Linked DNA regions of Homo sapiens: region 2 is linked to region 1. The links are chromatin contacts, found by Hi-C or POLR2A ChIA-PET in ENCODE. All regions are on one chromosome and are shown on one strand. The core of a region is the stretch at or near the end of the contact, and the rest is flanking DNA. Distances in the headings are between cores, read along the strand shown. Region 1 overlaps EPCAM-DT (EPCAM divergent transcript). Region 2 holds the start of BCYRN1 (brain cytoplasmic RNA 1).

The links. A loop is a pair of places that touch in the nucleus more often than their neighbours do. ChIA-PET counts read pairs that join two places held with the same protein, here RNA polymerase II (POLR2A). Pooled maps may share reads with other maps.
Region 2: POLR2A ChIA-PET joins it to region 1 with 10 read pairs in WTC11. The contact joins the promoter of BCYRN1 here to the enhancer-like site in region 1. A Hi-C loop is called at or near these places in 1 of 50 pooled maps. POLR2A ChIA-PET finds 5 or more read pairs at or near these places in 3 of 52 experiments (A549, GM10248 and WTC11).

The regions. Positions count from the first base shown.
Region 1 is chr2:47,249,500-47,252,643 of GRCh38, reverse strand. The region is part of intron 3 of EPCAM-DT (EPCAM divergent transcript); the gene reads left to right. LOC107985882 (a long non-coding RNA gene) reads left to right here. Exons shown (of 3, transcript XR_001739451.1): 3 at 1-271. Among named protein-coding and RNA genes, the nearest start is that of CALM2, 75 kb to the right of the region's middle. RefSeq lists an enhancer at 3,069-3,144. Within about 2 kb of position 1,868, at least 2 of the 41 ENCODE cell types and tissues checked have a DNase peak (open chromatin) inside an H3K27ac peak, as active enhancers do.
Region 2 is chr2:47,333,891-47,336,673 of GRCh38, reverse strand. BCYRN1 (brain cytoplasmic RNA 1) reads right to left here and starts at 1,359. Exons shown (of 1, transcript NR_001568.1): 1 at 1,160-1,359. All of the region lies in intron 1 of EPCAM-DT (EPCAM divergent transcript), which reads left to right. RefSeq lists an enhancer at 1 and a silencer at 1,879-1,928.

The sequences.
Region 1 (3,144 bases), core at 619-3,118:
AGCAGGCACTTGGACTTGGTGGGCCTCCTTCATTTACTGCCTGTGACCTTTCTGTCATCTGTTTAATTATACCTTTATCTCCAGTTGCTGAGACGAGTAAACACTTGACAGTTGGCCCCTGCCACACACCTAGGGAGAGTTTATCAAATGATGGACCCTTTCCCAGCTTTAAATAAGCCCCATATATAAAAACCTGTCTCTGTCAAAGGGGTGTGTATGTGTTTTAATACAGCAAAAAAGAAAAAAAAGAATAAAAAAGTTAGCAGACTTTCCTTACAAGAGCATGTTACCTTTATCTGTTTTTGTTTTTTTGTTTTGATTTGTTTTGTTTGAGAAGGAGTTTTGCTCTTTGTTGCCCAGGCTGGAGTACAGTGGCGCAACCTTGGCTCGCTGCAACTTCTACCTCCCAGGTTCAAGCGATTCTCCTGTCTCAGCCTCCCGAGTAGCTGGGATTACCAGTGCCCACGACCACACCTGGCTAATTTTTGTATTTTTAATAGAGACGGGGTTTCATCATGTTGGCCAGGCTGGTCTGGAACTCCTGATCTCTGGTGATCCGCCCGCCTCAGCTTCCCAAAGTGCTGGGATTACAGGCGTGAGCCACTGTGCCCGGCCGCATGTTACCTTTAAAAAGCATGCTGCTACCAGGCACAGCGGCTCATGTCTATAATTCCAACATTTTGGGAGGCTGAAGTGGGAGTATCACTTGAGCCCAGGAGTTCAAGACCAGCCTGGGTAAGATGGCAGGACTCTGCATCTATTAAAAAATTTTTTTTTAATTAAAAAAAAGCACACTCCTGTTTCACTCCCAAAAAGTTGAGGGAAGATGGATAAATGATTGATTATGAGTTCATAGTTTTTTTTTAAAAAAAGATGAGGTCTTGATATGTTACCCAGGCTGGACTTGAACTCCTGAGCTCAAGCAATCCTCCTGCCTCAGCATCCCAAGTAGCTGAGAGTAGAGGTGCACACCACTCCATCCAGCAATTAGATGAGAATTTTTGAAACTCGGCTATAGTAACATGAGGGTTCATCATTTTAGTCTCTCTGCATATGCTTGAACTTTTTCATAATTTCCTTGGAGCCCCTTTCCTTGGAGTCAGTTTCAATAGGAGTGTGGCATAAGGATGGTCCGCATGAGTGGGCACCACCAGGCCAAGGAAAGGAGTCAACAGCGCTCAGGGAAGTGAGGTCAGACCACAAGGGTAGCCACCAACAACCTCCCCCATCCTAATACCACCACCAGTAAAAGAAAAATATAAAGATGGATACAGTGGCTCACACCTGTACTCCCACCACTTTGGGAGGCTGAGGAGGGAGGATTGCTTGAGCCCAGGAATTTGGGATCAGCCTGGGCAACATAGTGAGACCCCCATTTCCACAAAAAATTAAAAAGTTAGCCGGGTGTGGTGGTGTCTGCCTGTTGTCCCAGCTACTCGGGGGGCTGAGGTGGGAGGATTGCTTGAGCCTGGGAGTTTGAGGCTGCAGTGAGTCATGATCGCACCACTGCACTCCAGCCTGGGTGACAGACCGAGATCCTATCTCAAAACAAAAACAACAAAAAAGAAAAAGCTAAAAAATCAAGCACATACTCCCACTAAGACCTAACGTACCCAAGCAGACCACTGGCTTCCAGACTTCTAAGGATGTCTCTTTCTGTAGTATGAAGGGCACCTGTTCCTGATGACGGGTCGGGGGGCAGTGAGTGTGGGGAGGGGCAGCGGGTGACTGTTCACTCTGGATGTTTCCATCCTGGTATCTGTTTATTTTGCAGGGAACTTGAGCCTGTGGCCTCTCAGGTGTCATGTCTGATTCCTGACAAAGGAATCTGAGGCTGAGCCCTGGTGTCCAGGTGTCCTGGCTCCCAGCCAGGTTTTCCAGTCACTTCTAGGTCTCAACCCCAGCTGGGCTGGGCTGAGAGGCTTGATGTCCTGGGGTGAAGAGCCATCGGTCCCTCCTGGCTCTCCATCCTATACCTGCTCAGCCTGCAACTTCCTTTCTCCCGGCTGGAGCTGCCCCGTTCCCATCCTCCTGCAGCCTGCTAGTACCTCACCTCTGAGGGCCACTTCACATCTCTAGGCCTTACTTTCTTTTTGAAGAGACAGGGTCTCACTATGTTTTCCAGCCTGGTCTCGAACACTTGGCCTCAAGCAATCCTTCTGCCTCAGCCTCCCAAAGTGTTGGGATTACAGATGTGAACCACCATACCCACCTATCCTAGGTCTTTCTTCTCAACACCAGGAAGCATCTGGACACTCCTTGGGGAAATCACTCCTCTGGGGCCCTTTGCTGCACCCTATTTTGCCCTAATGGTTTCAAGGGCCAGTCTGGTCTCTCTGGCTATTATACCAGTCCCAGAGAGCCAAAACTCTATTTATCTCCTTGTTTATTTCCCACAGCACCTAGCATACGGCTGAGTACACGCTGAAGGTAAACGAATGAATGAATGAACCAATGAATGAGTGAATGAATGAATGAATACGTCTGACACACAGTGAGCCCCATTTTTTTCTACCTACCACCATGCACAATCACCAGGGGCTCTGAGCCAATGTCAGGATTGTGAGGGATGGTCTCTCATCTGAATTTAACTAGGCCAGTGACTCCAAGCATCAGTCAGCCACAGCGACGCTGTCATTCTGTCTGTCTGTCCATGCTAGGGGAATGGTGGGAGACTATATGTGAATGCTTTCACTGAGAAGGGTAGTGGGTACTCACATCTCTAGAGAGTGATATTGAAAGAGAACTGGAAGAAAAAGAGACAGGAAAGTGGGGGTGGAGTAGAAATAAGAGACGTCGGGGTGGGGAGGCACAGGGAAGAGGACAGGAGTGAGGGAGAAAGGGACACAAAGAGAGAGCGATTCTTGCCTTGCACATCTCCAGTCCTCTGATGTGGCTGTGCCGATATCCCCTGCACTAATTGCTTCAATTAATAATACAGCTCTATAAAATTTCAGCAGCTGAGAACAAGTGCAAGGAAAGATGACATAATGCATTAATAACGCAGGCAGGCGATCGGGTTGGGCTCCTGGGGAGCTCCATTAAGGAGCGGCTGCTGCAGTCCTAACACCAGCTAACACTCCAGCAGGGCAGTATGTGTGTCCTTGGGCCTCTGCAGACCACGGACTGTGGAGCTGCGGGGGC
Region 2 (2,783 bases), core at 110-2,609, 85 kb before region 1:
GCACATAATTTGGGCCAAGATTTGGTTAACTGTGGATTGGGACAAGGTGAAAGAAAACATGGCTCACAAAGGAAGTCCAATGGCACCCATGAGGCAAATGTACGCTGGGCTCAGTTACAGATATGGGGAGGAGCAAGTTTGGAAGTCGCAACTGTCACCATCAGGGAGAGCTGGGGCCACAGCTGGGAGACAGGACCTCTAGTCAGAGCTGCTGGTGCTTCAGGGATGGAAGACTCAGACGCTACAGGCTTGACCTGCCTTCAAGGTATGAATGATGGCAGGTATGCTGAGAAGTTTACTTGCCTCCTGCAATGTTTTCCCTACCTGCTCACAGATGCCTGACATTCCTTTTAACAGGGAACAGGCCTTGTATTACAGAGCAAAAGAGCAAGCTTAAAATGGCCATTGGAGGAGAGACTCATATCTGAGAAAGACAGCAAGAGGGGGAGAATGGTGTGTGTGTGTGTGTGTGTGTGTGTTTGTCTAGGATGGTATAATTTTGCTCAAGGCCATGGAAATAAGAAAATTTGGAGGCTGGGCACGGTGGCTCACAGCTGTAATCCCAGTACTTTGGGAGGCTGAGGCAGGCGGATCATTTGAGGTCAGGAGTTTGAGACCAGCCTGGCCAACATGGTGAAACCCCGTCTCTACTAAAAATACAAAAATTAGCCAGGCATGGTAGTGCATGCCTGTAATCCCAGTTACTTGGAAGGCTGAGGCAGGAGAATCACTTGAACCTGGGAGATGGAGGTTACAGTGAGCCGAGATTGAGCTATTACATTCCAGACTGGGTGACAGAGCTAGACTCCATCTCAAAAAAAAAAAAAAAAAAAAAAGAAAGAAAATTTGGGGTCCTGTTGGTGGGGTGGGAGGAGGGACAGCATCAGGAAGAATAGCTAATGGATGCTGGGTTTAATACCTAGGTGATGGGTTGACCTGTGCAGCAAACCACCATGGCACACGTTTACCTATGTAACAAACCTGCACATCCTGCACATGTACCCTCGAACTTAAAATAAATACTGATTAAAAAAGTAAAAAGAAAATTTGCTTTCTCCCCCACATATAGCAGTAGCAGCAGCATTTCAGAATGGCTTTAACTTCTCCCAGCTTTAAGAAGCTGAGGAAAGCAAGGCCTTTCTTCCAGGCAAGAATATGAAAAGGGGGGGGGGGGTTGTTGCTTTGAGGGAAGTTACGCTTATTTTTTTTTTGTCTTTTGTTTTTTTTTTTCCTTTTTCTGGAGAACGGGGTCTCGCTATATTGCCCAGGCAGGTCTCGAACTCCTGGGCTCAAGCTATCCTCCCGCCTCTTAGCCTCCCTGAGAGCTGGGATTACAGGCGTGAGCCACCGCGCCCGGCCTCTTATTCTCGATTGAAATTCTTTCATAGATCTCAAATTGTCGCTCTGAAATGCAGTACTTCCCTCTGCTGGCCATAGGGTTATATAGCTCATCAAAAACAAGGATGACTCCCAAGTCGTCTCCCTCATCTAAGACTAAGGAATTGACTCAGGACATGAGGTGGGAGATAAATCAAATATAGGATGATTTTCCAACCCTCACACCCCCTCAGAAAACATCCTTGAGTGTCTTTTGGCTCTGAATTTAAATAGGTTTATCTAGCTTCTCCAGCCTGTGCTTAGCCAATTAGGTCACATTGGCATGAATGTGCAAAGAACAATGGCTTGGAGCCCCACCCACCCAATTGCAGGACCTTGGCCCCCTCCCAAAACCTCCCTCAGAGATCCTGGAATACTTTCAGGGGGCGGAGGCTCATGATTTGGGGTTTGGGGCCTCACAGAGAGTCCACCATGTTCTTCTTGCTGGCTTCTGTCCCTACACCATCTCTTGGTTAAAAAGCCCCTCAAGGTCTCAAGCCGGGCGCAGTGGCTCATGCCTGTAATCTCAACACTTTGGGAGGCCGAGGTGGGCGGATCACCTGAGGTCAGGAGTTTCGAGACCTCCCTGAGCAACATAGTGAAACCCCATCTCTACCAAAAATGCAAAAATTAGCTGGGCATGGTGGCACATGCCTGTAATCGCAGCTACTTGAGAGGCTGAGGCAGGAGAATCGTTTAAACCTGGGAGGCGGAGATTGCAGTGAGCCGAGACAGCACCACTGCACTCCAGCCTGGGTGACACAGCAAGATTCCATCTCAACAACAGCAACAAAAGCCCTTGAAAGAAATTTCCCGCTGCTCTATTGTCCTGCCTGAGCCAGAGTCTGCTAATTCTCGAGTCTGCCTCGGTTGCAGTCCTGCTAGTGCCAGTTTCTGTGCAGATGTAGGAAAAAGGGCTCCACAAGAGAGGTGGAATTTATTCTGATGTATTTGTATGACCAAATAACAAGTTACATGCTCTCCATTGCATGGTGGTGTGTTTTGGTTAAAAAGCTACCATATCCTAGCAGGGTGGTGGTGATGTGTACCTGTAGTCCCAGCCACTCAGGAGGCTGAGGGAGGAGGATTGCTTGAGCCCAGGAGTTTGAGATCAGTCTGGAAAACATAGTGAGACCCCATCTTTAAAAAAAAAAAAAAAAGCTACCTTGCTTAGGGGGCTTTTTTCATTCTTGTGAAACTGAATTTCCACAAATTGATTCTGAAATCAGAGTGAATACTCTACTAGTATTTTCTATTTCTTTAAGATGTTTTATTTATTTATTTGAGACAGAGTCTCTCTGTCGCCAGGCTGGAGTGCAGTGGTGTGATCTCGGTTCACTGCAACCTCCGACTCCCTGGTTCAAGCGATTCTCCTGCCTCAGCCTCCCGAGTAGCTGGGACTACAG